Linked DNA regions of Homo sapiens: region 1 is linked to region 2. A link is an interaction called in ENCODE POLR2A ChIA-PET data of the cell type or tissue named here. Cell type or tissue: OCI-LY7. All regions are shown on one strand.

Region 1 (4,000 bases), 130 kb before region 2:
AAAATTATTAAATGTGACAAATTAATTTTATTTCAGAGAATAAGGGAACAATGCAATTCAGTAAGTCTGAACACTTCAAAGAAACAATAACATAAGCAATGGCTATTAATCCAAGAATAATTTTGAAATATTAACCACTAGCCTTCTTAAGTAAACCATATATGAATAGGGCCATAGGGATATTACATAAACTTCTTGATTGAAAAACTTCTTGCTTCATGAACGCAAAAATTTAAATTTATGAAAGCTAACACATTTAATAAATTTGATTCAAGTTTTCTGTGGAGATTACAGTAAAGGCATATTCAGCTTATATATACATACACATATACACAACCGTGTATATATTATGCATGTATATATATATATATATTTATACACACACATATACAGCTCCAGTACAAAGACGAAAGCTTATCTAATAAACCTTTTCCATCTCTAAAACTGAATGAAATTAAAGTTCAGTTATCTGAAAATTCCATCTTGTCCCTCCCAGGAGTTAACTTTGAACTCTGTGCTTATCTGACATCTGACAAAGTTCCCCACTCAAATAACAGAATTATCCTGTATCAGTATCATCTTGGGTACTGCAATAACCTGATTTAGGTATGTGTTGTTTTATGCACTGCATAACCTTCAATGGTTACAAAGAGGGGGAAAAAAGACTGAAGCAGTAAACTCAGAATTATGGCAGTCAACCTATAATTCATTTTGTTTTATAATTTATCTGCTTTATGTTTATCTGTGTAGACTAAAAATGATCCATCGTCTAAGACTTCCAACTACAAAGAAACAGCTGTTTATATGGAGTTTTTGTTTCCTTGGTCTATTAATTCCTCTTAATTCTAAGCATTCTAAACAAAATGACTTTACATTTCCAGACCTTAGGATTATTCATTTTAGAAGCAATTATTTAATAACCTACTTTCAGTAAATACCACAGAGCCATATGTTCTGTGTTCACTGCCAAAGTTACCAAAATCAGGAATAAATTTCAGAGGCCATAAATTTAATACACATCCACTCTCACCGAGAAATATCTGAAACAAATGATGATTTTTCACAGACAGTATAAGCCTATGGAGATTTAGGAGAGTAGGAATTTTGACATCTTTCTATGTCATTGTATATCACTACTTAGATTTGCTCATCATTCCCCAAGCCAATAAAGACTCAACAAAAATATTTATTTGTATACAAGCATAAGTCTTTAATCCTTTACTGTTACTGATTTCCACAAATTTAATATATCATGTTTCTAAATGGGCCTGTGTGAACAACCTATACATAGATGAACAGATGTCTTTAGAGCTGATGGGTGGTGAATCAACTGAGTTGCCTGCCAGAAAAGAATGGAATAAAAAGAAAAGAAACCCAACCATAAAGTGAAAAACCCTAGGTTCTCCACTCTCCATGGAAATAATCAAGTTTTTTACCTGCCTCAAACAAAGGCATCAATTGCTATTTGAATAACTAGCTACTTTGGGGGTGAGGGAAAAGCCAAGGAGTGACCTTAATATATCTCTGCCCTGTAAGACCATGGAAGGATGTTGATAGGATTCGAGGGGTAATACCCAAGAAATGAACACATCAAACAGCTGGGTCAATCAAGACTGGAACAAGAAAGGAGTAAGAAGTGGAGTTCTCAAGCCTAGCTCTTCCACCGGTCATTTGTCCTGGATTTCACTGGAAAGGAAACATGCAGTTGATAGCTGTTCCTACCTTATACATGTATTGATTCCACCAAGACTTCTACAATCAGAAGATAAAGTATAAATTATGAGGAAGTAGAAAAGAATAGGAAGGTGGGGTTAGTATGGGAAGAACAGGACAGTAAAAAAACAAGACCCCTCCCTCCACATAATCTTTTGCCCAGCTAAGTCCTCTCAAGGAAGATTCTCAGACTGTAGGGACATTTCATTAACTGAGCTGTAACTCAGGAATACTGACAAGTCTTTTTCTCATGAAACTTCTAATCAAATGACAATAAACTTGGCCACCACTTTTCAGAATATTTATGTTAGAAAAGGCTCCAAAACAAACTTGTTGATGAGTAAAGGAAATGCCCCTGGACTAGAAATTATATGCCAGCCAAAACAGTGCTGCATTTGAAAATTAATGAGGTGTATATGCTTGAGGAGACCAAAATGCAGACAAGCCTTCTCAAAAATCTTTTCTCTTCCCCCACTCAGATATTTGGCTTCCAACTCTGGAGGCTGTCATACTTCAGGGGGGAAACTGCTATCCAGAAACAATCAACTGAAAGACTGGTCTGGTTGGAGCCAAGTTTGAATGCATCAGTTTTCATGAGAATTAACAATGACCTTCACACTAAAAACATTAAAATAGCCCCAGTATACTAGAAAGTAAATTAATAGATGTCATTTCTGGCATTTGTAAGGTACAACTAATACTAGAGCATTTCTACATTTTAATAAATTGCATGGTGCTTATTTAACTAACTTTGAATAAGGAGTATTTGAGTTTATCTCCTCTAAAAATCGCAATCTACCTCACTCTCAACAATAGACAGAACAACTAGGTAGAAATTAGTAAGGATATTGAAACAGTTCAAATGTGTGCCCCCTCCAAACCTCATGCTGAGATATGATCCCCAATGTTGGAGGCGGGGCCTAGTGGGAAGTGTCTGGGTCATGGCGGCAGATGTCCTGGGAGTGGCTTGGTGCCCTCCCCGCAAGTAATGAGTTCTCACTCTTTTAGCTCATGTGCATGCTGGTTTAAAAGAGCATGGGATCTCTCTTGCTCCCTCTCTCGCCATGTGACACTCCTGCTCCCCATGTGCCTTCTGTCATAAGTAAAAGCTTCCTGAGGCCTCTCTAGAAGCTGAGCAGACGCTGGTGCAATGCTTGTACAGCCTGAAAAACCATGAGCCAAATAAACCTCTTTTCTTTATAAATTAACCAGCCTCATGTACCCCTTTTAGCAACCCAAAACAGACTAATGCAGACATATAGGATTTGAACTACACCATCAACCAAATAGAATTAACAAACATATAGAACACTCCACCTAACAATGGCAGAATATACACTCTTTTCAAGCACACATGGAACACTCCCCAGGTCACAACACATACCAAGCAATAAAACAAATTTCAGTACATTTAAAAGGATTAAAATCATTCTGTGATGACAATGGAATTAAATTAGAAATCAAAAACAGGCCAGGCATGGTGGCTCACACCTACAACCCCAGCACTTTGGGAGGCTGAAGCAGAAAAATCGCTTGAGGCCAGGAGTCAGAGACCAACCTGGGCAAAATAGCAAGACCCCCATCTCTATAAATATTATGTATATAAAGAATATATGGCTGGGCACAGTGGCTCACGCCTGTAATCCCAACACTTTGGGAGGCCAAGACAGGTGGATCACCTCAGGTCAGCAGTTCAAGACCAGCCTGGCCAACATGGTGAAACCCCGTCTCCACTAAAAATACACAAATTAGGCAAGCATGGCGGCGGGTGCCTATAATCCCAGCTACTCAGGAGGCTGAGGTAGTAGAATTGCTTGAACCCTGGAGGTGGATGTTGCAGTGAGCCGAGATTGTACCACTGCATTCTAGCCTGGGTGACACAGCAAGACCCCATCTCCAAAATTTTATATATATATATATATATATATATATATATATATATATATATATATATAAAGAAACATAATAAAGAGCAAAAGAAAATTTGGGAAATTCATAAATATGCAGAAATTAAAGAGCACACCCTTAAACAGCCAATGGGTCAAAAGAGAATGAGAGAAATTAGAAAGTACTTTGAACTAAACAATTTATCAAAATTTCTGGAATACAGCTGAAACAGTGCTTAGAGGGAAACTCATAGGTTTATATTAGAAAATTCACAGCCTACACTGGAAAAGAAGATCTGAAATACATGCGGTAAGCCTTTACCTTAAGAAACTAGATGAATATGAAATTCAGCTAATTTTAAAAAAGGAAACTAGGAAAAGAGCAAATTAAACCATGGTAA
Region 2 (4,000 bases):
TTCATTCAATAGACAGAAAAATAAAAATGGAAAAATGCATAGATTAAGAAATGTTAATGTGTCCATTTCAGCCCTTGAAAGGACAGTATAGTATCTCCAGGTAATTCTGCTGCTCTTAACCAGATTTTCTTCTTTCATAGATATATGCACAAGTCCAAAGGAGAAGGAAGACTTCAGTTTAATTGCATATCACCTAGGAAAGAGCTGAACAATTTATTCTGACCCCCAATTACTGCATGACTGAAAGACATAGAGATGGTATCTCCCATGAGAGAAGAATTTCAAGAGAAAATTTAAAAACAGAAAATCAAATTTATAATTGTTTTAAAAGAATGTGTGGGCCAGGCATGGTGGCTCATGCCTGTAAATCCCAACACTTTGGGAGGCCGGGGTAGGAGAATTACTTGAGGCCAGGAGTTCAAGACCAACCCGGACAACACAGTGAGACCTCAGTCTCTACAAAAAAAAAAAAAAAAAAATTATTTTTTTTAATTAGCCAGGCGTGGTGGCACACACCTGCAGTCCTAGCTACTCCGGAGGCTGAGGCAGAAGGATCACTCGAACCCAGGAGGTCAAGGCTACAGTGAACTGTAAATGTTCCACACTGCACTCCAGCCTGGGTAATAAATCAAGACCCTGTCTCTTAACTTAAAAAAAAAAAAAAATCTGTGGACATTTTTTTTTTCTTTTTTTTTTTTTGGAGACAGGGTCTCACTCTGTCACCCAGGCTGGAATGCAGTGATGCAATCACACCTCACTACAGCCTCTACCTCCCAGGCTCAAGCAATCCTCCCACCTCAGCCTCTCTAGCAAATGGGACTACAGGCACATGTCACCATGCCTGGCTAATTTTTTTTGGTGTTTTTTGTAGAGACAGGATTTCACCATGTTGCCCAGGCTGGTTTCAAACTCCTGGATTCAAGCAATTCATCCACCTCAGCCGCCCAAAGTGCTGGAATTACAGGCATGAACTACCACACCCAGCCTGGTAATTTCTTTACAAGCATAATGACAAGAGTCAATTCCCTCAACCAGGTGAAACAGCCAAATGGGGAATTTTCTTGGTATTTTTGAAGAAAATTAATTTGCATTGGCTCAGGGACTTTTGCAGAAGTTTCCCAAAACAGCAGTACTGTACTTTTTTACTCCATTTGCAGATACAGAGATCAAGCAAAACTGCACCTATAAACAACCCCAATCCACACTTGCTTTGAGCTCTGAAAATATTAACCTACACTGACCTCTCCTGCACCAACTTCAGCAAATCCTAGGTCAAGAGCCTCAACTTCCCAAAACAGCACAGGTGTCTCTAATTTCAAACCCGCCAGTCTCCACCCTGCCTTTGGCTAATCAGTAGCAAGCCCCCAAAAAAAGAAAAAAATTAACTCATATAATTATTCTTTCCTTCTCCAGAAAACAAATGAAGTAACATAAAACACTACAAAATTCTATTTCCTCTAAATGGCTATTATAAATAGTTCAAGACACTGAGTCACAATATTATTCACCTAGACTTGAAAAGCTGTAATATCAATGAACTTGATATATTTCAGTAAAAGAACATACATGAAAATTTACAGTACAATGCCTAACTCCAGCAGGAATTCAATAAAAGTTGGTACCTTTCTTTACTTTCCATTAATTTTATCACACAGTATTTCCATGGAATAGTTTATTACCCCAATATAAAAGTAGAACAATAGAAAAAAGATAATTTACTGACCACACAGATCACACCCAGAAAATTCAGACCACTAGATGATGACAAAGGATTCATTTACAGAAGTTTAACTTTAATCTACCGTCTCCTCCTCCTTCCTAGACAGCAGCGTCAATTCCAAGGCCATGTTCCTTCTGCTATAGGAAGTGGCTACACTGTTTTTCCCTGTAGCAATGTACTAATCTCTTCTTTGTGACTGAGAGAAAGCCAGTCTCAAGAACCTGTGCTAAGTGTAGATGCAGCAAGAGTCCAGACTGACATCAACCCATAGAACCCCACACACAAGTTTACAGGATTCCTGGTTGGGGAGTTCCGTTTTGACTGTCAAGTTTACTCTGCAACTGAGCCAGGTCTCCTGTACCAATAAGCAACGGGAATCTCAACATACTTATGGTGGTAGAAAACTAGAACTACATGAACTAGCAGTAGCCTTTACCTTGACAGGAAATATTCTGACAGAAATAGTTTTGCAGAGCTGCGTGAACTGCCATCTATAGCTCTTTTTGCAGGCACCTGACATAAGACAGATACATAAGCCAAAGCTCTATCTGGTGTACTTTTGTTCAGGCCCAGGAGCTTAAGATAGGAACAAAGCATGTTGTGTCAAATCAAACTCTAGTGGTTACAGATGGACAGATCCTGTCATCAGTAACAAAATTTACAGTTGCCAGTAATGGCCTGGCTACTGTCTAGTCAGGTCCTTTGTTGCATTTAGTCTACCATTCACACAGGCTACTGATTTTTAGAGTGATCAGAATAAGCTAGCCTACCATTACCCACCACCCTAAATTGGTTTACATAATGGCTCCAACACAAAAACTTCTGCCCTCAAGGACTGGATTAAAGAGGTAGGGGTATGTGTGGGTGGGTACATGTGTAAATTCATGGTTCTGTTCTAGGACCACCAAAATTTTACATTGGTTATGTTGTTTCTTAGCATTCTCTACATTCTAATGAGATACTAGATGTAGTCCACAACATTAAACCACAGGACAGACCATCAGGAGGCACGATGAGTGAGACTGAAAAAGATAATGTTTCCCCAAACAATAGTCAAATCTGATCTATTCTAGGTCAGTACAATTGAAGATACTAACGACCACATTAGGAAAGGAGGGAGGGAAGAGTAAATAAATCTGGGACCTACCTTGCTTACAATTCCCACAGACAGATGAAATTCAATTCCATGCCAACCATACCCTCCGATCACTACAACACAAACAGAAAAATAAAAGTTCATGCAATATAAACAGTTCTTCCCATTCCTAAAAGGCGTTTGGTTTCAAAGGTAAGAAGCTGTTTCTTATCTCCTTTCAATCCTCTCCATGCACACAACAGTGTTAAGAGTTCTGTCACTGGTTAAAAAAAAAAAAAAAAAAAAGGCCCATGTAAGTGGAGTTAAATAATAGGTAACACTGATTGGGCACTTCCTATATGCTAGATACTGTTGCAAGTACTTAAATATTAAAACTAATTCTCACAACAACTCTATGAGACAAGTGTTTTTATTAACTCATTTTATATCCTTATATCCAAATGACAATTGTCCTATACCTCTGAAAACTGCTCTTATTGGTGTTGATAAATGCCTTTTTTTTTTTTTTTTTTTTTGGACAAGGAGTCTCGCTCTGTCGCCGGGCTGGAATGCAATGGCGCAATCTCAGCTCACTGCAACCTCCGACTCCCAGGTTGAAGCAATTCCCCTGCCTCAGACTCCCAAGTAGGCTGGGACTACAGGTGTGCACCATTACGTCGGGCTATTTTTTTTTGTATTTTAGTGGAGACGGGGTTTCACCATGTTGGCCAGGATGGTCTCGATCTCCTGACCTCGTGATCCACCTGCCTCAGCCTCCCAAAGTGCTGGGATTACAGGTGTGAGCCACCGCGCCCGGCCGAGAAATGCCTTTTAAATAAACATAGGCAATCTCTACCACCGTAGGTGGGTTATCATAATGGTTTGTATGTATAAGTGTTCTACATTCATCATTTACTTCTTGAGTCCTCACAATGTGATGAGCACTAATACCAGGTGCTGAAGAGGATTCATTCTCTTCCCTTAAGGAGTTGAGAAACTAACTGGACAGATAAGACAAAACAAAAACAGTTCAAGAAATGGAAGTCCTTATTATGAGGCATAATACAGCCTCTTTGTGCAATCATTCACAGTAAAAAATCAGCAAGCTCTGGGGAAAAGAGAGGAAGGCTTTACGTAAGAGATGCTCTAAAGCTGGACCTTTAAAAATAAGTTAGATCAGCAAAGAGTGGAGAAAGTCTTTCCAG

The links. ChIA-PET counts read pairs that join two places held together with the same protein. Peaks named below come from ENCODE experiments on the same cell type or tissue, not always from the same donor. Only the 100,000 strongest peaks of a DNase experiment are listed, where the experiment ranks them.
Region 1: POLR2A ChIA-PET joins it to region 2 with 6 read pairs; 3 of 35 experiments call an interaction of 5 or more read pairs at or near these places.

The regions. Positions count from the first base shown.
Region 1 is chr22:40,466,614-40,470,613 of GRCh38, forward strand. All of the region lies in intron 3 of MRTFA (myocardin related transcription factor A), which reads right to left. Among named protein-coding and RNA genes, the nearest start is that of MRTFA-AS1, 53 kb to the right of the region's middle. In OCI-LY7, no CTCF peak of the experiment used is centred here; no DNase peak of the experiment used is centred here.
Region 2 is chr22:40,591,807-40,595,806 of GRCh38, forward strand. It overlaps MRTFA (myocardin related transcription factor A), which reads right to left. Exons shown (of 15, transcript NM_020831.6): 2 at 2,868-2,929. Among named protein-coding and RNA genes, the nearest start is that of MRTFA, 43 kb to the right of the region's middle. RefSeq lists a silencer at 1,639-1,933 and enhancers at 1,779-1,978, 2,559-2,768. In OCI-LY7, a CTCF peak has its summit at 1,274; a DNase peak (open chromatin) is centred at 2,205; H3K4me3 peaks cover 2,432 bases; H3K27ac peaks cover 2,591 bases.